Linked DNA regions of Homo sapiens: region 1 is linked to region 2. A link is a loop called in an ENCODE intact Hi-C map of the cell type or tissue named here. Cell type or tissue: Caco-2. All regions are shown on one strand. Links, peaks and the distances in the headings refer to the core of each region. The heading gives the core; the rest is flanking DNA.

Region 1 (11,986 bases), core at 1,514-9,513, 520 kb before region 2:
CACAAGGGGATCAGAGCATACTTCCCAGGCCCATCCAATAAACCTCTGGATTAGCCATAAGCAGTGGGGAAAGAGACAAGGCTACATCACCCACACACTTGTCGCAGGAGAAGCTGGATTCAGTGCAAATGCAAATGTGTTTCTCCTATGCGCTGGGGGAGCCCTGGGTCCCTCCACTAACCTTCCTCCCGGGGGACCATCCACTGTCAACCCAGAAGCCTCAAGCAGTAAGAACTGCCTTTAATTAAAAGTCTGTTAACCACAGACTACAAACATAATGAAGAAATGAATTTATGATTTTAGTGACAAGAATCTACATTTCCAAGTGCAGTAAGCATGCTCCTGTAGACCCGCCTCTTGGGAGCATCTTGGGCCCAGGAGTTCAAGACCAGCCTAGACAACATAGTGAGACCCCATCTTTTAAAAAACTCAAATATAAAAAAATTTCAAACCTACGTATTTTTTAAATCTACATTTCCTCTAAGGAACCAAGGGAAAGCAAAGCACAAGACTTGGTTCAGTGAGCCGATGGTAAACCCATTTACCTTTCTTTGCAAGAAATTTCTGATTTGTTTTGAATATACTTTTTAAAAAAACACCTAAGGCCAGGCGCAGTGGCTCACACCTGTAATCCCAAACTTTCAGAGGCCAAGGCGGGTGGATCACCTGAAGTCAGGAGTTCGAGACCACCTGGCCAACATGGTGAAACCTCATCTCTACTGAAAATACAAAAACTAGCTGGGCATGGTGGTGGGTGCCTATAATCCCAGCTACTCGGGAGTCTGAGGCAGGGGAGTCACTTGAACCCAGGAGGCAGAGGTTGCAGTGAGCCGAGATTGCGCCATTGCACTCCAGCCTGGGCAACAAGAGCGAGATTCTAGCCTCAAAAAAAAAAAAAAAAAAAAGTACCTAAACGTATTAGGGAGTGCTGACAAACACTAATGTGATAATGTGAGATTTTCAACTACTCACACAGCAAGTTCTATCTTTAAAAAAACAATAAGGTAAAAAAAGGAAACAGACACAGAAAAGCCCATTTGTAACTATTGTTTTCAAATAAAGGCAAGATTTTTTTTTCTTCTGTGTGGTCAGTTTTACTGCAAGATCTAGGAACCTAAACACACTGGATTCTTGGCTTTGTTGATGACATGTAGTTTTGTCAAAGCACTTTTTCTTATACCTTTTACCACCTATTCCTGGTTCATGTACTTATGTAACACATAATCACTGATTACAAAAATATTTTGTGACCTTTGGTTACAGTGTTCTAAGGACTAATTACTAGAAAATCCATCATGACAAAGTGAATATTCAATCCATTTAAGCAAATTTACCATAATATCAAGCCTCATGTCTCATAAATTAATATTACTCTTAGCACTCTGAAAACTAGTATCTTATATTCAAAAACCCTGAATATTAGCTTATTTTTATAAGACTCTTGAGATAAAAAGAAAACTAGTACATACTAGTTTTAACATCAGGTGATTACAACTGCTTTTACTAGCTTTTATAAATAATTTCATTTCTTTGTTACTGGAAAGTATTCAGGCTGTTAATGAAAAATAAATGTCTCTTTTCCAAAAGATATTCCATTCTTCCAGTATTTATTTTGGTGACACAAGTCTGCATGGCGTGTCTGGGTTTTAAAAAATAAAAAATAAAAAATAAAAAATACTCCTTAACTGCACATTAATATATTCCTTAAAATTAGTGCCCACAAATTAGCCAGGCGCGGTGGCAGGCGCCTGTAATCCCAGCTACTCAGGACGCTGAGGCAGGAGAATCGCTTGAGCCAAGGGGGCGGAGGTTGCAGTGAGCCGAGATCACGCCACTGCACTCCAGCCTGGGCGACAGAGTGAGACTCCATCTCAAAAAAAAAAAAAAAAAAAATAGTGCCCAGAATTTGAAGACGCTGCATTTTTGCAGCCTTGAAATTTACTTTGTCTCTGGTTATTCTTCATTGTCAGGACTAGGTTTAGGCAAACTGGGTCCTCTGAACCCTGTGTTCAGTCTAGCAGAGACTCACTGTCTAGATGGACTGAACTTAAGAAACTTTTAAAGTACTACAAATTCACAAGGATTGCCAACAGAATTCTCTGTCAACAAACTCCAACAACATGTCTACAGTTGCCCAGCCTGGGGCAAAAATAAAACACAAAACCCAAGGATGCAGAGCTTCAGCACATGGGCGGCCCTCCCACACTGAGAGCTTATCTTGGCGCTCTTGCCGCAGCACCCAGTGTGGAGGCGAACACTGCCCACTGTAGTAGCCGGCTCTACTAAGAAAACAAACTACAAAAGCGTGTACCTGCCAAAGTGCTTGACCCAGGCAGCCACGCCATCAGTTCTAATAGTCTAACCTTCTCTTTCTTCTTGGCATTGTTCTTATAAATGCAGTTTACTCTGAGACCAGCTATCCTCAGCTTGGCATACAAGAGAAAACCATGTAACTGTTGGCTGTGGTTTCCAAACTTTTTGGGCAGTTACTATGTTGATGGGTGCTGCTAAATAACTGAGAAGAAATCACTAGAATCTGTGTGCCAAAGAAGACAAAATAAAAATTAAAAAGGCTGAGCCAGGCGTGGTGGCACATGCCCGTGTAGTGCCAGCGACTTGGAAGGCTGAGGCAGGAGGATCCCTTGAATCCAGGAGTTCATGGCTGTAGTGCACTACGATCCCATCTGCGAATTCCCACCATATTCTACCTGGGAAACTGGGATACTAGGACCTGGTGTCTTTAAAAAAAAGAAAAAAGTCTACCAGCCCAAGTAAAATCAATATTATTTATTGAAACTGTGCTAAGGACTGTACATGATTATCTCGTGGAATGTGAACACCAAACCCATAAGGGAGGTCCAGTTATTATCCTGATTTTACAGATAAGGAAAGTGATACGTAAGTTCAGTAAGTTGCTCCTGGTCACATGGCAAACAAGTAGTAGAACCGGCATTTGAACCAGCAGGTCTGTCAGATTCCTGAGTGTATGTGTCTAACAATCATGTGTCCAACCTGCTCCCCAACCCCAACTAATCTGTAAGCTCCGTGGAGGCAAGATGTGGTATCCCTGGTGCCTTTGCTGAGCAAATGAGTGACTAACAAGTGAGGACTAAAGTGATGCTTATTACTAAGCATTTACAGCTGAGCTTGTATTTCTAAGCCTCGTCTGAATTTTGCTTTGTAAGTTTCCTTTCTTATACGATGTAAGGGAGTTAAGATTTTGATAAACAAAAAGATGCCATTGAAAGCTCATGCACTAATAGATAGTTCAAGGAATAGATTCCTTCCTGTAATCCCAGGTACTTAGGAGGCTGAGATGTGAGGATCACTTGAGGCCAGGGGTTTAAGACCAGCCTGGGCAACACAGCAAGACCCCATCTCTAAAAAACTAAAAAAAAAAATTAGCCAGGCATGGTGGCACACGCTTATAATCCTGGCTACTTCAGAAGCTGAGGGCTGAGGCCAGTGGATCCCTTAAGCCCGGGAGTCTGAGGTTACAGTGAGCTATGATCACACCACCACACTCCAGCCTGGAAGACAGAGCAAGACCCCGTCTCTTTAAAAAAATAAATAAATAAAAGTGTTAGATGGTGGAAATACCTAGCAAATGTTTGTCTCAATGACTTACACCTTTTGAGCTCACTATAGTAAGGGTAAGGAAGAATAAATGCTCTCCTCCCAGCCTACACTTGGGTAGACCAGGGCTGCATCCAAGCTGCTTACAGGTCACTGACTTGGCTCTGGGATGCCTGCTTCCACTGTTCACCCCCCTACCAAACCCCGCCTTAGGTGTAGCTTCCTGGCATTGTGGGATGGGAGAGGAACAAAGCCAGCAGAGACCATCTCAGGTAACTGGGAAGGAATACTGATGGAGGGAGAGGCCCTAGTGTCACTCCAGCCCCATGAAATGTGTGGTTTTCTTTTTTTTTTTTTGGAGATGGAGTCTTGCTCTGTCGCCCAGGCTGAAATGCAGTGGTGCGATCCTGGCTCACTGCAACCTCCACCTCCCAGGCTCAAGGGATTCTCCTGCCTCAGCCTTCCGAGCAGCTGGGATTATAGGCGCCCGCCACCACGCCAGGCTAAGTTTTGCATTTTTAGTAGAGACGGGGTTTCACCTTGTTGGCCAGGCTAGTCTTGAACTCCTGGCCTCAGATAATCCACCTGCTTCAGCCTCTCAAAGTGCTGGGATTACAGGCATGAGCCACCGTGACCGGCCGACATGTGTGGTTTTCCAGGGTGACACTGACCTTTATCCATATAAGAACCTACTCAGAAAAAGCCGCTGCCTCTCCTCGGCTCCACCAGGGGTCCATGTCCCCATACCCAGAGGTCCCACTGTTTGGCCTTGTGGCTGCTCCTCCTCTCCCCTCCCACCTCTTCCTGCCCTGCTCCTTCACATGGATCCATGGGAACTACTGGGTCCTCTCTACACTTCTGGGGCTCAGGGGACTGGAATGGGATAGGGGCTGCTCCATCTTCTTCCAGACTTCCTATAGTCTCTTCAAGCCCTGCAGTAGGCCAAGAAGATGGGTAAACTCTTTCCCTTTCCAGGCAGGGCCTACTCTAGTCAGTCTCCTGATTACAAAAGTCTCCGGAACCAAGGTGGACACCGGCTGCTATGTTCACCAACACCCCTGAGCTGCAGGGAGCACTCACCAGCCATCTCACTGCGCTCAGCGAGTGGCCTGCTGCAGTCTGAAATACAAGTTTCCCTTCTGGAGAAAGTCTCTTGAACCCTCTATCACTTGGCTTTGCAGGTTGAAGGATACCATCCTCCCTTTTCCTCACAGAAAAGAGCAGGGGAGCCACCTACACCAAGGGGCCTCTCATGACTCCCCAACTCTCTCGGCATTTTCCTTATATAAATCAGGGAGGGTGCTTACAGCATGACCAGTTCTGGGGCTTAGAGTGAGAGACAGTGGGTTTGAAGCAGATTTCTGATCTAACAGGTTGACATTATTATGTCATTTAATTCCCAATTCAACCATAAAGGAATATTAAGTATAAAAGTCTCAATATCCTCACTTTATAATTTTAAAAGACAGATTGTTATCCATCTAACATTTTTAAGGTTTGGATAACGATCATTCTGTTATCTAATGCACTTTGTTAGGGGGTGGAGGGAGAAGGCTGTTGGATTATGCCATTGTATAAATACTAAAATATAGTTATCTGGGTCAAGATTAGATGAGTCACATAAGGCCATCCCAAGCAGCAATAAACTACAATAGATCAGGACTGGGGGTAAAGGGGACACCCTGGGATTACAGTTCCCCTTTCTGTGCAAGTCGAGTCTATCTCCTGGGCCACCAGTCACCCCAGCCCAAAGCAGATGTCCAGAAGCCACCGTCCAGTTCCAGGCCAGGGGCAGTTTTGTTAAATGCCTATCACGCTTTAGTTTACCCATCTGGCCCATGACAACAAGTCTACCAATACTTCAGAATCATAATATTGGAACATGACTAAACAGTCTATATTGAGAGCCTTTAAAACATGGCCATAACAATTAAAGTTCTTTTCATTTTATTATCAAGCAAAATTTTAAAAGCTAATATTAAAAGCTTCATTTACTTTATGTGGGAAACAAACGCTCACAATGAAATATATTAGTTCCCTACAGAATGAATCATAAGTAATTACATAGGAATAGCTCATGGAAATCGACTGCCACAATCTATTGGATATATAGAGATTGAAAGCAAACTTTGGAAAACAGCCCTTTAAACATAACTATTCCATTTTAAAAAGATTCAGGTGTTCCTTATTTAGGTATAGCATATGCAACTGATGACATTAATGTAGTTTTGTTCACACTTGCCAATAAATAGCAATATTCCAAAAACTAGAGCTGAATTTCTAAGACTCATTCACCATAATCAATCATTTGTTGCTTTTCCCTCTTCCCTCTTTTACTTATTACAAGTTGTTAATTTGCAAAAAAAAAAACACAAAACAAAACAAACAAACAAACAAAAAACAGGCACTAACCACCAACCAATATGGATGCCTCATGGAAAGGGATTATGTTTTATGGTTTATTCAAAATGTAGACTCTCCACTATTTTCCAGAGAAGAAACAAACTGAGGTAATAATGGCTCAATATTATGAACACTCTTAACTTATTAAAGTCTTTAAAATGAAAATGCTGTGGTCCAACAGACTGCATTATCTACTGCTTGAATCTTAGAACTTACTTCTGCATAGAAATCATGCCACATATGGCTGGATAACCAGGCCAGCCCCAGGGAACCCCAAAGGCAAGTAGCACTACTGAATATCACCACCAGGGGGAACACTTTCATATGCAAATACACCCAGGCCCCTAGCAGAAACCGCTTCCCATATTTACAAAGAAAGCAGGTTCCTCCTCCCTGTCAGTGCTTACGAAAATCCCATCACCAGACCAGCGATGGGGACTCGGATGCAAACATGGTGCAGGGGAAGGCAGAGAAGAGACAGGGACTGGGCCATACATGCAAACCACTGGCCAGCTCCCCGTCCGGGTGGGCATCCCCGCATGTTATCTTTACACTGCTGCTCCTGCCCAGAGTTTCTCTCACACCCTGCAAGACAGAAGGCACTTCCACAGCCTTTCTCCTTCCTTCCTGGTGCTAAGGGACAAAATGCCCTTGTTAGACTTTGCCTCCACCCCATGCCTCATTTACAATCTGTAATAAAAGGAAGAGACAAAGGAGCAAAAGTGCTCTTCTCCCCTGTGACTCCCATCACTGCCACACTCCGGCTCCCATTGTTCACTAAGCCCTTATGCACCGGGCACCTTGCCAGACAGGGGACACGAAGATGAGGAAGAGGAGACCCTGCCCTCATGGAGCTTCATCAAACAAGAGAGACAGATCAAATGAAAATGATCTGTCAGTTGATATCTGTCAATATGAAAAAAGCAGGCAGGAACTACTCTAACAGGCTAGCACAGCGGCTAAGAGCACAGGCTCGAGTCTTGCTGCTCCACTTACTAGTTGTGTGGCAGGGCAAGACATTTCACTTCTGTAAGTCTCCATACCTTCATCAATAATGGGATAGTAATAATTGTGCCCAACAGGGTTACTGTAAGGATTAAAGAAAATAAAAGCTCTCAGTATAATGCTTGACACAGAGCAAGCATTTACTAAATTATTGTTATGAATTATTCAGGTCATTGTTATAAAAGAGGTAGAAAAAACAACTTTCAGAGTGGTGTCAAGGACTAAGCAAACTGAATGTTTGGTGGTGTCTATGGGGGCTGTATTTTAAACTCAATCTTGAAGAATGACTAAGAGTCTGTCAGAGAAGGGAAGGAAGGGCATTTTAGCAAAGGCCTGGGCTGGGGGCATTCACATGATAAGGAAAGATGCCTTCCTGGAGTCAGACTCCAAGGCCAACTGGGCTGGGGCAGCTAAGTCCAGAGAAGGACCTCAGGAGTCTGCCCTTAATCCTGTACCCAGGACGGGGCGGGTGAGAGGCACATGCTCAGATTTGTTCCTGACATGTAACTTCAAGAGCAGTGCTACATATTTTGCTTATCTATCCAGAAGACTGACTGCATACAGATGAGATAGGGCGTGGGGGGCCAAGTGGGAGGGAGCTCCAGGAGGTGCCTCCAGACATGGACCAGGGACAAGAGGACAGCTTAAAGAAAGGTTGTGGGAATTGAGTGCAACATTTCGGGTCTCAGCTTAGATGTCACTTGGCTGGGTAGCCTTTCCTATCTTGGCAGTTCTGGGTGACGTACCATTTTCCTAAGGGATCTTACAGCACCAAGACATCTTGAATCAGAGCTCTTAACACCTGTATCTATAGATTAGCTGAACAAATTCATTAAGGCCGACAGTGAGCCAGGCCCTTGCTTGGCATGGGGAATATAGCACTGAAGGCAGGGAAGAGTGTCTGTCCTCAAGCACTGCTCTAGAGCTAACCTGCTGGCAGGGGATACAGGCAAACAAACAAACAAACAAATATAGAAATTCACATGGTGCTAAGTGCTATAAAGAACAAAACAAAGTTAGAGGGTAAAGAGACAGATCATAGTGGAAGGGGGGTACCATAGGACAATCAGGGACAGCCTCTGAAGAGGGTCATATCTGACCAGACAGCAGGCTGCAATGAGGGAGCAAGGCAGGTGGAGACCTGGGAAAAGAGCAAGGACAGCATCCCCTAGGGTGAGGCACATCTGCAGCCTAGCCAGGATACCACTGTGGCTGGAACAGAGCAAGCAGGGAGGAGGATAAAAGACATAAGGTTGAAACCAGGCAAGGACCACACTGTGTATGGCCTCGTACTTTTATTAGAAGTAAAATGGGGCCAGGCCTGGTGGCTCACACCTGTCCAGCCCTTTGAGAGGCCGGGGCAGGAGGATTCCTAAAGTCCAGAAGTTTGAGACCGGTGTGGGTAACATAAGGAGATCCTGCCTCTATAAAAAACACCAAAAAATTAACCAGGTACACACCTGTGGTACCAGCTACTCAGGAGGCTGAGGTGGGAGGATCACCTGAGCCCAGGGAGGTTGAGAGGCTGCTGTGAGCCATGATCATGCCACTGTACTCAGCCTGGGTGACAGAGCTGTCTCAAAAACAAACTAAAAAAATTACTTAAAAAAAGAAGTGGAATGCCAAAGGAGGGTTAAGAAGAGTGAAAGGATCTGGGCAGGGTGCGGTGGCTCACACCTGTAATCCCAGCACTTTGGGAGGCTGAGGCAGGTGGATCACGAGGTCAGGAGATCAAGACCATCCTGGCCAACATGGTGAAACCCCATCTCTACTAAAAATACAAAAAATTAGCTGGGCGTGGTGGCATGTGCCTGTAGTCCCAGCTACTCAAGAGGCTGAGGCAGGAGAATCACTTGAACCCGGGAGGCGGAGGTTGCAGTGAGCCAAGATCGTGCCACTGCACTCCAGCCTGGGTGACAGAGCGAGACTCTGTCTCCAAAAAAAAAAAAAAAAAAAAAAAAAAGAAGAGTGTCAGTGTCAGGATCTGATTCAGGTTAAACTAAGATCATTCTGGCTGACATATGGAAAATAAGCTACAGGCAGCGAAGGCACAGAAACAGGAAAGTCAGAAGGCTACCTCAGTATTCTGATGAGAAGTAGTGGCAGCCAGCACTAAGCTGTTAACACGAGTGGTAAAAATGGTCAGGTTTCATACCACATCCAATTCATCAGCAAGTTCTGCCAGCTCTACCTTCAGAATATACAGGCAGTAGTATATATTCACCACAACTTTCAGAGTGGTATTGAGGACTAAGCACACTAAATGCTTGCGGTAGGATGCAGGAGTCAAGAGCTCAAGGAGGGCCGGGCACGGTGGCTCACGCCTGTAATCCCAGCACTTTGGGAGGCCAAGGCAGGCAGATCACCTGAGGTTGGAAGTTCAAGACCAGCCTGAACAACATGGAGAAACCCTGTCTCTACTAAAAATACAAAATTAGTGGGGTGTGGTGGCGCATGCCTGTAATCCCAGCTACTCGGGAGGCTGAGGCAGGAGAATCACTTGAACCGGGGGCTCAGGGGGAGGACAGGTCAGGAGAAGCCCCCTAGACGAAAGGATTTGGAGAAAAGGCCTCAGGACCAAACCAGCAAAGGTGACTGAGAAGAAACAGCCTAGAAAGAGGAAGCCGAGCAGGGGGTGGTGTCCTGGCAGCCGAAGAAGAGCAGGATTCCAGAAGGATGGAAGGAGCTGTCGGAGGATCAGTACTGCGGAGCGGTCAAGTGAGAGAACTCATGAAATGATCACTGGACGAAAGTCACCTGACCACAACAAGCAGCATCAGTAACGTGGAGGCTTAGGGAAAATGGGATGGAAGGAAGGAAACATACAAGCATACACAACTCTCTTGAGGAAACCTGCTATTCAGGAAAGCAGAGATATGGTGCAGAGGCTGGAGGGGAGTATAGATGAAGGACAATATTTTATATGTGCAATATCACCGTGTGCTTTATTGATCTGGCAAACAGTAAGAAACCCATGTGGGCTAAGAAAAATGCACACCAGGAAGGAGGGGCAAAAATTCTTCAGATAGCTGGAAAAGCTGAATAATCTTTAATGACTCAAAATGCTTACCAGAGGATTGATTTAAACAAATAAAGGATATTATTCCCTTTTTACCTTTCAAGAATTACAATGGTTCTTGTAACTAGTTGAAATAAATCTTAGAGGCATACAATGTAGTTATTACAAGTTGGTCCAAAGCTAAAATAGGAAAACAGCTATAGGATCAAGAAAAGATGTCAACTGATAAAATGTCTTTCTTGATGATACAGTATACTCAAGATTACAATTTCTAAATTCATTATTTTTGATAATTTCCATGAGCAGGACATACTTACAGGTTACACTGGTTTAGTCTGTAAAACTTGTGTCGCGCAACACAGAGTCTCCAAATGTATTTTGCTGTTTCCATGTCTTCCTAGCAAACAAAATAGGCATAAAGCAATATGAAAGCACACATACAACTTGATACGTTTAATGCAGAGTTTGTCTAAAGACATAATGGGTGACATCATATGACAAAGTCACTTTCAGAACACTATAAGCCTTTCATTTTCCAACACTGTGCCCATGGTATGAATACCACAAGTAGGATTTAATTTATGAAGACAAAACAATCTGTTCTAACAGTGTGATTCTCATATTAAACAGTTTCAAAATGACTTGGGAATCTAAAAACTATAAAAATACCAACTTTTATTCTTGCCAAATATACTCAAAGACATTTTTAAACAAAAATATGACTCAGTAACTCAATATTGCCTTTGTCAAGAGAGCAAAAGCAAGTAACTGTTAAATAACATTTCTTCAGAGCTATTCATTTATCAATGAAATTTAAGATATCAGTGCTTACTTTCTCCCCCACATAATCCCTGAAGTTTAATTTAAAGGTTATCATGATCAGACAGTAGTTATCCAAAGACTCATTCACTCAGCATTTACTGAGCAGCCATTTTTTGCTAACTGCCATTTTGCAAAATGCTATATGATAAAACTGCATGTTTTATACAATTACAAAATATTATCATTTTAATGCTGCCCTGCCTCCAAACACATACAGGCACGCAGAAGTAGAACTTGTTAACTTTTAGGAAAAACATTCCATGCAGACCCCTAATGTTTACTCACAGTTTGAAATTGAATGGTCTCCTCTTTATTTGCCAGCTCTAATGCAAAAAAGGACTTGTTGTGGGACATGTTGGCAATGTCATGCCACCTAAAGAACAGCAAATAGAGAACTGGCAATGTGAGTGCCCATGGGGGAAACAAGGAGATAGAATACACAAGTTTTCCCTAAGCCTGACGTGTAAGTTAGCATTTGGTAACATTTTTGAGAAAAACAAAAAACAAAAAACACGAGACCAGCCTGGCCAACATGGTGAAACCCTGTCTCTATTAAAAATACAAAAACTAGCCCAGGCGCAGTGGCTCACGCCTGTAATCTCAGCACTTTGGGAGGCCAAGGTGGGTGGATCACGAGGTCAGGAGATGGAGACCATCCTGGCTAACATGGTGAAACCCCGTCTCTACTAAAAATACAAAAAAAAAGAAAAAACTCGCCAGGCGTGGTAGCAGGTACCTGTAGGCCCAGCTACTCGGGAGGCTGAGGCGGGAGAATGGTGTGAACCCGGGAGGCAGAGCTTGCAGTGAGCCGAGATCGCACCACTGCACTCCAACCTGGGCGACAGAGTGAGACACTGCCTCAAACAAACAAACAAAGAAACAAATAAAAAACAAAAACTAGGTCAGGCATGGTGGCTCACGCCTGCAATCCGAGCACTTTGGGAGGCCGAGGCAGGTGGATCACCTGAGGTCACGAGTTTCAGACTCCTGGCCAACATGGTGAAACCCTGTCTCTACTAAGAATACAAAAAAAATTAGCTGGGCATGGTGGTGGGCACCTGCAATCCCAGCTACTTGGGAGGCTGAGGCAGGAGAATCGCTTGAACCCAGGAGGCGGAGGTTGCAGTGAGCTGAGACAGCACCATTGCACTCCAGCGTGGG
Region 2 (11,986 bases), core at 1,294-9,293:
CAGCTCTGGTTGAAGAAAAGTCCAAACTACAGCAAAGAGTGGATAAGGAGGTGAGCAGGCAGGCCACGGGAGGAGAAGCCAGCGGTGCCCTGCTTCCCCCACTGCTGGAGACAGTCTAAAGCAGGCCTGAGCCAAGTCAAGATTGGAGTTGTGTTGAATAGCTTGGACAGGGCATTCTAATTACTGACTGGGCTTTGTTTGAGATTTTCTGCCATTGCAGCACTTTGTTATTCAAAAGTGAGCAGAAAAGTCAAGGGATCTGCTAGACTAGGTAGGGGAAGACAACCTCTACTGAACAAAGATTAAAGGGAGGTGGGAGACAAAAAATAAAAGTATGTTTTGTTAGATCAGGTGTAATGTTGTGGTTTTTGTTTGTTTGTTTGTTTGTTTGTTTGTTTTTGAGACAGAGTCTTGCTCTGTCACCCAGGTTGGAGTGCAGTGGTGCAAATCTTGGCTCACTGCAACCTCCACCTCCTGGGTTCAAGTGATTCTTACAGTTCAGCCTCCTGAATAGCTGAGATTACAGGCGTCTGCCACCACATCCAGCTAAATTTTGTACTTTTAGTAGAGATGGGGTTTCACCATGTTGGTCAGGCTGGTCTTGAACTCCTGACCTCAGGTGATCCACCCCCCTCAACCTCCTAAAGTGCTGGGATTACAGGCATGAGCCACCGTGCCCAGCCTGAGATCAGGTGTAATGTTTATTCAATACTCTGGTTGCATGAGCATTAGCTTATTCAGCCCTCACTTTTCATAAGACTTAGCTTCCTAGCAGTGTTTAGGAAAAACCTTTCTGGTCATGATATGGGTATGCTGAGGAGAAAAGGTCTTCCTTGAATAAATGGACTTTTTTTTAACCACTGAATAAAATTGAACTTGTTTATTTATCACAGGATTGCTCAGAGCCTTTAATATACCAATGTGCATTTTTGACCTAGAAGAGGAAGACTTCTTAGAGAGCACTTCTCATGCTCATTTGATTGCATGTGTTCTTAGAGTGTATTTAGGAGCTTCAATGAAGGGTTTAGAAAATGCTCCCCTGTAACACAGCAATAGCATCTGTATTTGGTAGATGAAGAATGTCTTGGCTGCATCTTTTATGCTGAAAAGAGTAGAGACAGGCCCAGGTCACCTTAGGAGATGATGACTTATTAAAAGGATAAACATGGAAATAAGGAAGTCAAGATTCTCAAGCAGAGGGGTCAGGCCCCAAAGGACTAGAACAAAATTTGGTAATTGAAAAGTCATTCAAAAGACAACACAGCTCTTTGGCAATGATTTATTGGATATGACACCAAAAGCACAGGAAACAAAAGAAAATAATAAATTGGATTACATCAAAATTTAAAACTTCTGTGCATCAAAGGACACAATCAAGAGTGTAAAGGCAACCATAGGATGGGAGAAAATATTTGCAAATCACATATACAATAAGAGATTAATATGTAGAATATACAAAAAACTCCTATAACTCAACAACAAAAAAAGCAATCAATCCTAATTTTAAAATGAGCAAAAGATTTGAACAGACATTTCTTCAAAAGATATACAAATGGCCAATAAGTGTATGAAACAATACCCTTTCATGATCCAATCAGCCCAGGCCAGAGTGGTACTATCATATGGTAGACAGGATAGCTGAGAAAGGTACTATGACAGACATGGCTAGTTGTCTGACAAGGGTGCCATGACAATTCACTAGGGGAAAGATTAGGCCATTCAAAAAACAGTGCCAGGACAACTGGATATCCACATGCAAAAGAATGAAGTTGACCCTATACCTCATGCCTCATATAAAAATTAACTCAAAATAGATAATAGACTCAAACATAAGGGCTACAAATCTTCTACCTGAAAACAAAGGTATAAATATCTACGATCTTGGGTTAGACAATGGTTTCTTAGATATGATATTAAAATCACAAGTAACAAAAATAAATAGACCAATTGGATATCATCAAAATAAAAAATATTTGTGCCTAAAGGGACAACCATGAAGAAAGTGAAAACACAACCCAGAAAATGGGAGAAAATAACTGCAAATCATATTTCTGGTAAGGAAACTGTACTCAGAATATATATTTGAAAAAACTCTTACAACTTAATAATAAAAACATTAACAACCCAATTTAAAATGGGCAAGACATTTGTCCAAAGAAGATATACAAATGGTCAAAAAGTCTCCACATCATTAGTCATCAGGGAAATGAAAAAAAAAAAACTACAATGAGATTCTACTTCACGTCCACTATAATGAAAAGGACAGATTATAATACATGTTGGCAAGGACACGGAGAAATTAGAACACTCATACACTGCTAGAGGGAATGTAAAATGGTATAGCCCTTTTGGAAAAGTCTGTCAGTTCTTCAAAAGGTTAAACATAGAGTTACCATATGATCCAGCCATTCTACTCCTAGTTATATAACCAAGAGAAATAAAAACATTTCCACACAAAAAGTTGTGCACAAATGCTCATCGCAGCATTATTCACAATACCCCAGAAGGAGAAACAACCCAAATGTCCATCAACTTATAAATGAATAAACAACTATGGCATATCCATACAATGGTATATTATTTGACAATATGAAGGAGCGAAGTACTTATGACACATGCTACACCAGGCATGAACTTTGAAGAGATCATGCAAAGTGAAAAGAGCCAGTCACGAAGGACCATATATTGCACAATCCTAGTTATGTGAAACGTCCAGAGCAGGCAAATCTATAGAGACACAAAGTAGGTTAGTGGTTGCCTACGGCTGTAGGGAATGGAGAGATGAAAGGGAAGGACAAGGGGGTGGGAATGCCTAAGGAGTCCACAGGTTTCTTTTTAGGATAATGAAAAATGTTATAAAGTTTATTGGGTAACAGATGCACAAACATGTGAATATACTAAAGGTCACTGAATTGTACACTTCAAATGAGATGAGTGAATTGTATGGTATGTGAATTACACCTCAATAAAACTTTTTAAAAATGGTTTTTTTCTATATAATATTAATTCTCTTCTTCCCGAACAACCCAAAACTCATTTGATTCAAGACACTCCGCTAAAGAACTACATTTCCCAGCCTCCCTAGCTAAGTATAGCCACATTACAACTTCCGGCCAATAAAATGCAAGCAGATATTTTTTGTGGGACATCCAAGAAGGCTGCTTAAAGGGAATCAACTGAATGATACTTATTCTTTAGTCCTCTTTTATTTTCTCCTGCAGCTGGCCTAGAACTCAAATATGACGACTAGCAGTTATTTGGGGTCGTGAGTTGACCTTGAGGGTGAAGATCACATGCCGAGAAAGACAGAAGGAAAATTAAGAGCTTGGGTCCCTGATAATCCCATGGAAACACACCCTATCTATCAGCCTTGGATTGCTCACCTCTAGACTTCTTTTGTGTGAATGAGAAACAACCTCCTATCTTGTTGGTTCTCCTCTTTTATGGAACAGATCCTAATCTTAGCTGACAGCCTAATCCTAATTACCCAAGGTTACTAGTACACAGTAGAGCCGATACCCAAAGCCGTTTCCCTTCCTCCTCCAATATGCCGGCATTTCTGTAGATCGAATGACCTGAGGTTCAGAGGTGAAGAAATCATTCTGTGAAGACAAGACTGCCTGAAATAAAAAGCTGCTATGGGAGATAACACGGGAAGGACAGAGTGGGAACAGATTGCAGAGACTGAGACGTTGAGGAGGTGATACTTTATCCTGCAGGTAAAAAGCCGTAGAATACCAGGATGAAAGGAATGTGTGGTAAAGATTAACCTGTACACATACTACACTAAGTGGTTAGATTAAGGCAAACTAAATTTGCCCAGTGGGAGAAGAGAGAACAAATATAGTAATGAGCTTACACATTAACTGTTGCAGCCACATAGATTAAATCACAACAAACCATCCTCGAATCAACTCAGGGAATCCTCAGAAAAGCAAATGAGAGCAAAACACACTTATTTACGCAAATGTGGAGAGAAGGAGGATTTTTTTTTTTCCAAATTTGGCAAAATACTCCTTTTTTCAAGCCCGTCACCATCCCTGCCACATGGGATGCCCTAGGACACATTCATTATACCACAGGTTTCCGGCTGACTCTGCAGGTCTCAGAAGTCTAGATTGCCTTCAGAAACCCGCCCGTATGGGCTGGCTATCTGAAAGTTCGATTTTTTTTTTCTATTATCACTTTTTTTTCTCAAGGGCTTCAAAACCCATCTTTTAGTAGCTGATCAGGTTCCTACAACTTTTCTGTAAAGTTCAGGGGGAGGTGGGGAATTGATCTGAAATATTTTCAATTTTCTTGTGTGTGGAGGATGTCTGTTTCCTTGGTCGGCTGGCGCCCTCTGTCCTTGGGGAAATGCACTTCCCCTATTTCACGTGGTGCTGGTGGGACTGCCAATCACAGCGCCTTCTTCAGCCTCCTGGTCACATGAATGGGACCTGGCCAATCACAAAACTCCATTCTCCGACCTCCAATGATTGAGAAGACCGCAGGACCAAAGCAGGACCAATCAGAGCCTTCCATGGATGCTAGGCTAATAGGAACCCTGAGAAGGAGGTTATGTTCTTTCTCCAGGATGGTGGATTATTAGGGTCATGGAGCCTGACGCTGCCAGAACTTTTTTTCCCACCTCATGGAAAGAAGAACTTCCTGGAAGGAAGGCAGGACTGAGAGTTGGAATGAAAATGACAGAGCCCTGTCCACACCGTTAAAGTACTCAAATCCAGGTAGGACTGCAAGCAGTTCAACTCTTGGACTTTTAAGTTATATGAACTGAAAAAGAAATTAATTAGATTTCTGTCACTTGCAGCTGCAACAGTTCTGATGAATAATACAAAGTCCAGACAAAACAGGGTATCAAGGCACATCTGTCCAAGCAACTCAACAGGTCTTTATCTCAACATTTTCAAAAGGGAATGTCAGGTCAACCCAGGGTTCTGGAAATATTTGGGGAAAGGTAAATAATATACATAGAAAGTGGCTTGGGTTTTCTGGCTCCGTCATTCTTGCTAGCTACCTAGGATCAGAGTGATTGCAAAAATCAGATTCTGGCCCATGTGGGGTGCAAACTAGGTCTCTGGCATCATGTAACTGAGCTAATTTTGAAGCATAGGCTTTCCTCAATTCTTAAAATAAAAAGCCCCCCACATTGTGTCAATCATGTAGCCAATTAAGAGACCTAGAAATGACAAACCACCGCATTGTCAAGGTAGATTAAAGACACAGAAGACGTTTCTGATGGTTGGGATAATTAGACTGTCATCGTGCTGCATGGCCCGATCTGCTTGCCAGAGAGGGGGATGTGGAGGAGCCCAGGATTATTTTAACAGGTGGTTTAGGGAGCTAACTCCCCTGAACGCTCACCTGCTTGGCCCAGAGCAGGGATTGAAATACCAAAACCAGGAGACTGGGAGCGAGGTGTGTTTCTGTGCATGCCTATGTGTTTTTATTCCTGATGTATAAATACAGCCAAGGTGTACTGTAATCAAGCAGCCCCCATCTGTTTGCAAAATACAGCCACCTTCCACAGTTCATCTGCCCCAAGGGCTTTATTTGAGATGGAGTTTATTTGCCCAGCAATTTACTTCCTTTCCTTTCCTCTGGGAGCCCTCACGACCCCATTTAAACCTTTGAATGCACGTATCAAATTTCAGATTTGATTCCTCCCAACTCACACCTCTTCCCAGCCAGTCCACATAAATCCTCACGAACGGTGATTACCTTCCTTGCCCCAGAGACCTAGAGAACTCCAGTTGAACAAGATTATTCAGCTCCCAAAGACTAAATAGAGGAACTATCCCTAATTTACAGACAGTTAGTACCTCTCGTCCACATCCTCCTTGGGGGGAAGTGGGTCTGTATTGCTTTGCTGCAGGAAGTCACAAATCTAGTGCTAAAAAAAATCCATATTTATATACACATGAGGGCCCCAAAGGCAAAAATCTATAAGAGGTACTAGACTGCCAGAAACACAGCGGGATGAAGAAAGTGTTATTTGTTGTTATCTTCTCAAGGAGATCTGTGTGTGTTGCAGGAATAGTTTAATACACTGCTTGCAATCCATGGTAGCTTAAGCCACTTTCCCAAGAGTATGGGTCCAAAAAGCAGAAAGGCTTTTATCTTGCTGGGTGTTGGACACAGGGCCGGGGCCTCAAGGGAATTGCTTTAGATGATTGAGGCAGTTTGGGTGGGGACTGCAGACAACAGTCTTCCTCCCACCTATCCTTTTGTGTTTGTACCTATTGCTGCCATAACAAATTATCACAAACTTGGTGGCTTAAAACAACAGAAATGTATCCTTTTAAAGCTCTAGAGGCCAGAAATCCAAAACATTCCTACTGGGCTAAGATCAAGGTGTGAGTTTTGCAGAGCTGTGCTCCCTCTGGAGGTCCTAGGGGAGAATCTTTTTCTATATCTTTCCAACTTCTTGAGCAGCATTCCTTGGCTCATGGCCCCTTTTACCACCTTCAAAGCCAGCAATGTGACATCTTCTCTCTCCGATTCCTTCCTTTTGCCCTCATCACATGGCTTTTTCCTCTTCTGTCAGTAGTCACATCTCCCTCTGTCTGCCTCTTATGTGGACACTAGTGATTACATTGGGCCTACTCAAATAATTTCCCCATCTCAAAATTCCCAATTTATTCACATCTGCAAAAACCCTTAGTTTATGTAATGTAACATTGAGAGGTTCCAGAGTTTAGGATCTGGTATCTTTGGAGGTCACTATTCAGCGAATGATGCTTCCTGTTAGGGGTTGAAGAGTTATTTCCCACTTATTGATTAGGGGAAGCAGTCACTCTCAGTCTGGTGGTAGGAGTTCAAATTGATGCCGGACAACTTGGCAGTCTCTATCAAGAGTAAAATATATTTTCTCTTGCATTCAGCAGTTTCTTCTAGGAATTCATCGATTCAGCTTCTAAGAATTCATCATGGAGATGTTTTTGAAAATGGATGTGTAAGGATTTTTTTTCTAGGGTTGTTATAACAGCCCAATTTTCTAAACAAACTGCATGGCCCCAGCTATGAGGGCTGGTTGGACAAATTAAGGAACATCCATATCATAAAATGCTGTGCAATTATAGAAGAGAATGAGATAGATCTGTGTAAGTTAATGTGGAAGCCTTTAAGATAAGGGAATAAAATAAGGTCATAGACAGTATGCAGAGTAATTCTCATGTGTGTAAACAAGAGGAGTGTGTGTGTGTGTGTGTGTGTGTGTGTGTGTGTGTGTGTATTTGTATAGACCTACAATATTCCTGGAGACAGAGGACAAGTTGTTCCCTCTGTGGAGGGTGACTAGGAAGATGGAGGTATGGAATACAAGTGGTTTTAAGTTTTTACAGTGGGTATTTATTACTTTTAAAAGCAGTTAATGAAAAAAGAGAGCAAACATTGGTTTGAAAGAGCTCGTTTTCAAGAAGCGACTTTTATTAGCCTTTCCAAGGCACCCATAATTTCTGGTCTTATCTCCCCAACTCCTCAACCCTCATCACCAAGACTGAGGTCTTTCCGGCTGGGCGCAGTGGCTCACACCTGTAATCCCAGCACTCTGGGAGGCCAAGGCAGGTAGATCACGAGGTCAGAAGATCGAGACCATCCTGGCTAACATGGTGAAACCCCCGTCTCTACTAAAAATACAAAAAAAAACAGCTGGGCGTAGTGGCGGGCGCCTGTAGTCCCAGCTACTTGGGAGGCTAAGGCAGGAGAATGGCATGAACCCAGGAGGTGGAGCTTGCAGTAAGCCAAGATCGTGGTACTGCACTCCAGTCTGGGCAACAGAGTGAGACTCCATCTGAAATAAATAAAAAAAAAACACAAACAAAGAACAGACTGAGGTCTTTCCTACAATCCCACAAGATCACAGTACCTTTCTCCTTGGAGGCTCCCACAGGTATCCTTTGAAGCCAGATTGATTTCTGCAGGTTACAAATGGGAATTTGCAGGGGACATTTACAGTGGGGGGAAAATATTAATAATTTTCTCCGATCATAAACCAAGACTGGGAGAGGGGTAGCAGGAAAAGAATCTCGGCCTAGAGTTGAATACTTTGGAGTTCAAATTCTGGCCATGTGACCTTGAGCAAGTCACCAAACCATTCTGAACCTCAGTTTCCTCATCCACAAGATAGGAATAATGATATGAACTCAGGACTGTGGTGAAAATCAAAATTAAAAGTGAGACTATAGGAGATTGTGTTTTGGAAGCTTTAGACACTCCCCAAGTGGATGCCCTCTCTGGGGATTGCCCTGACCCCATGCTCAGACTGTGTTGGTAGGGAGAAGACCTAGATCTGAGGAATGTAGGGTTAATAGTACAGGAGCTTCGGAACTTGTGGCTGCTTTGTTACATAGAGGAAGGCACAAGGTCTGTGTGCCTGAGATTCTAGTCTATAAAACAGAATTCATAAAACACAAAGTTAATAGATAAGGCAGTGTAGGGTTTAGTTGGCCTTGTAGTACATTAAGAACCTCTTGAAATTAAAAAAAAAATGTTAAAGGCTATGAGATACCCACGGTCTCTTGACTATTGATGCTGAACCAACAGTACTGCTCCAACTCAAAACCAACGTTCTTGGCTCAAACCACTGCATGTCCAGAGCCAGAGGGTAAATAAATACACAAGACAATTGCAAGGGGATCATGAGGTGACCAAGGCTGGCTGTGAATTGGAGCCAAGTAAGTGAATTGGAAGTAGAGCACAGCCACATGAGGCAAACAAACTCTGCTCCAGGTGTGTGGATGGGCTCAGAGCTTCTCATGCCCGCTCTGACTGGACTTGCTGGCTGGGCTCCGGCCATGTGAGCAGAAGCCTGGGATGCTTCAGCCTCATTGCACAATACATTGTACTCATCCTGAACCAAATACCGAAGCAGGAAGAGGTGTCTGTCCAGACTGCAAAGGAGGACAACTTTTCTTAGAAGCCCCCCAGGTCCATTGTGCCATGTCAAAACTCTCCACGTAGCCTTAAAAAGATCAATGCTGTTCAGTTTCCTTAGACTACATTTGAAGTGAAGAATTCCCTTTCCTGGAGTTGTTATAGTGGAGTGCCAGCCCCGTACCTGAGTCCTGGCCTTGACATTTACTAAGTGGGTAACCTTGGGCAAGTTGTTAAACTCTCTGAGACTTCATTTCTTCATTTACAAAATGGGTATCATACCAAATTTCCTAATTTCTAAGATGACATTTTGCAACATTTCGGAAACCATGCTGGGTCTTATGATTAAGGTGTATATTTAATTTGCCATTGCTTCTTTTATTCTTAGACTCTTGCAGGATCACTGATATTTTTAACAGCTGTATTAGCATTTCTTTATTAGCAGCTTTATTCACACACCATGCAATTCACCAATTTAAATTTTACAGTTCAGTGATTTTCAGTATATTCACAGAGTTGTACATTCATTACCACAATCAATTTTAGAACATCTTCCCCAAAAGAAAACCTCTACTGTTTAGTTATTGTATAACCCAAGTCTTTCTGTCTTTATAGTCAGGCCTTTTCTGGACATTTGCTACAAATGAAATCATATGATATGTGGTCCTTTGTGTCTGGCTTCCTTCATTTGGCATGTTTTCTAGGTTCATCCATGTTGTGACATGCATCAATAATTAATTTCTTTTTATGTCTGAATTAATATTCCATCATATGAACATGCCATATTTTATTTATCTATTCATCAATTGATGTTTGTTTCTTTGTGTCTGTTTTATGAATAAAACTACTATGAACATTCATGTACAAGCTTTTGTCTGAACATCTTTTCATTTTTCTTGGATATGTAACTAGGAGTGAAATTGTTGGGTCATATGTTAACTTGGTGACAATGGTTAACTGAGAAACTACCAGACTTTTCCAAAGTGGCTGCACCATTTATTTATTTATTTATTTGAAGTAGAGTCTTGCTCTTTCCTCCAGGATGGAGTACAGTGGTGCAATCTCAGCTCACTGGAACCTCCGCCTCCTGGGTTTAAGCCATTCTCCTGCCTCAGCCTCCTGAGTAGCTGGGACTACAGGTGCGTGCGACCACACCTGGCTAATTTTTGTGTTTTTAATAGAGATGGGGTTTCGTCATGTTGATCAGGCTGGTCTTGAACTCCTGACTTCAGGTAATTCACCCTCCTCAGTCTCCCAAAGCTCTGAGATTACAGGCGTGAGCCACCGCGCCTCGCCAGCTGCACCATTTTACATTCCTGCCCGCAGTGTATGATAATTCCAATTTCTCTACATCTTTTCCAACACTTTTTATTGTCTGATTTTTTTTATTATAGCCATCCTGTGAATGTGAAGTATTATCTCATTGTAGTTTAATTTGCATTTCCCTGATGATAAATGATGGTAATATATTTTTGCCTGTTGGTCATTTGTGTATCTTCTTTGGAGAAAGTTCTCTTCAGAAACTTTGCCCATTTTTAAGTTGAATTGTCTTTTTATTACTTAGTTGTAAGAGTTTTTAAAATATATTTTAGACACAAGTGCCTTACTGATATATTATTTGTAAATATTTTCTCCCATTCTGTGTGTTGTCTTTACACTTTCTTGATGGTATCCTTTTAATCATGAATATTAATTTTGACAAAGCCCAAACAATCTCCTTTTCTGTTTGTTGCTGTGCTTTTGGTATCATAATTAAGGAATCATTTTAAAATAAAAATCACAGTGGTTTGCCTTCTAAGATTAAAGTTTTATTTCTCACAGTTAGGTCTGTGATCCATTTTGAGTTCATGTTTATATGTAATGTGAGGCAAGGGTCCAGATTCATTCTTTTGCATGTGGACTTCCAGTTGTCCCAGCACTATTCGTTGAAAAGAATACTCTTTCCCCATTGAATTTTCTAGGCACTCATCTTGAAAATCAATTGACCATGCATGTGAGAGTTTATTTCTGGACCCTCAATTCCATTCCACTGATCTGTCTGTCCGTCCTCATATAGACAGTACCACATGTTCTTGATCACTGCAGAATTGTAGTTAGCTCTAAAATCAGAGAATGTGAGTCCTCCAATGTCGTTCTTCTTTTTCAAGATTGTGTTGGCTGTTCTCAGTCCCTTACACTTCCTTAAGAATTTTAGTATCAGCTTGTCAATATCTGCAAAAAGACATCTGAGATTTTAATAGGGAATGTGTTCAATCTGTAGATCAGTTTAGGGAATATTGCTATCTGAGTAATATTAACTCTTCTAATCCATGAACATGGGATATTCTTCTATTTATTTAGACCTTCAATTTCTTCCAACAATGATTTTTAGATTTTTAGTCTTTTGGATATAAGGTTTGCTTTTTTTTTTTTTTTTTTTTTTTTTTTTTTTTTTTTTTTTTTTTGAGACAGTGTCTTACTCTGTCTCCCAGGCTGGAGTGCAGTGGTGCCATCTCGGCTCATGGCAACCTCTGCCTCCTGGGTTCAAGCGATCCTCCCACCTCAGCTTCCTGAGTAGCTGGGACTACAGGTGTGTGCTACCACACCTTGCTAATTTTTGTCTTTTTAGTAGAGACAGAGTTTTGCCATGTTGGCCAGGCTGGTCTCGAACTCCTGGCCTCAAGTGATCCACCCACCTCAGCCTCCCAAAGTGCTGGGATTACAGGCGTGAGCCACCTTGCCCAACCTACTTCTTTCATTTATTTTTGAGTATTTTATTCCTTTTTACACTATTGAAATGGAATTGTTTTCTCAATTTTATTTTCATTGTTCAATGCTAGTATATGGAAATACAATTGATTTTTGTATATTGATTTTGTACTCTGAAACTTTGCTGAACTTGTTTGTTCTAATAAATTTTTAGTGGATTCCTTAGGATTATCTGTATACAAGGTCATTACATATGTTTCTTCTTTGTTTCCAATCTGGATACCTTTTATTTCTTTTTCTTACCTAATTGCCCTGGCTAGAACTCAAATACAATGTTGAATAGGAGTGGCAAAAGTGGACATCCCTCTCCTGTTCCTGGTCTTAAGGGGAAAGCAGTCTTTCACTATTACGTATGATGTTAGCT

What was found. A loop is a pair of places that touch in the nucleus more often than their neighbours do. Peaks named below come from ENCODE experiments on the same cell type or tissue, not always from the same donor. Only the 100,000 strongest peaks of a DNase experiment are listed, where the experiment ranks them.
Region 1: a loop joins it to region 2, with 27 times the contacts of the local background. A loop is called at or near these places in 7 of 110 quality-filtered maps.

Annotation. Positions count from the first base shown.
Region 1 is chr14:88,486,093-88,498,078 of GRCh38, forward strand. PTPN21 (protein tyrosine phosphatase non-receptor type 21) reads right to left here. Exons shown (of 19, transcript NM_007039.4): 9 at 11,111-11,198; 10 at 10,321-10,400. Among named protein-coding and RNA genes, the nearest start is that of PTPN21, 63 kb to the right of the region's middle. RefSeq lists an enhancer at 6,351-6,540. In Caco-2, for the core only: a CTCF peak has its summit at 6,288 (motif pointing right); a DNase peak (open chromatin) is centred at 6,319.
Region 2 is chr14:89,008,833-89,020,818 of GRCh38, forward strand. LOC124903356 (a long non-coding RNA gene) reads left to right here and starts at 4,563. Exons shown (of 2, transcript XR_007064297.1): 1 at 4,563-4,727. In Caco-2, for the core only: a CTCF peak has its summit at 4,355; DNase peaks (open chromatin) are centred at 3,589 and 4,439; H3K4me3 peaks cover 2,488 bases.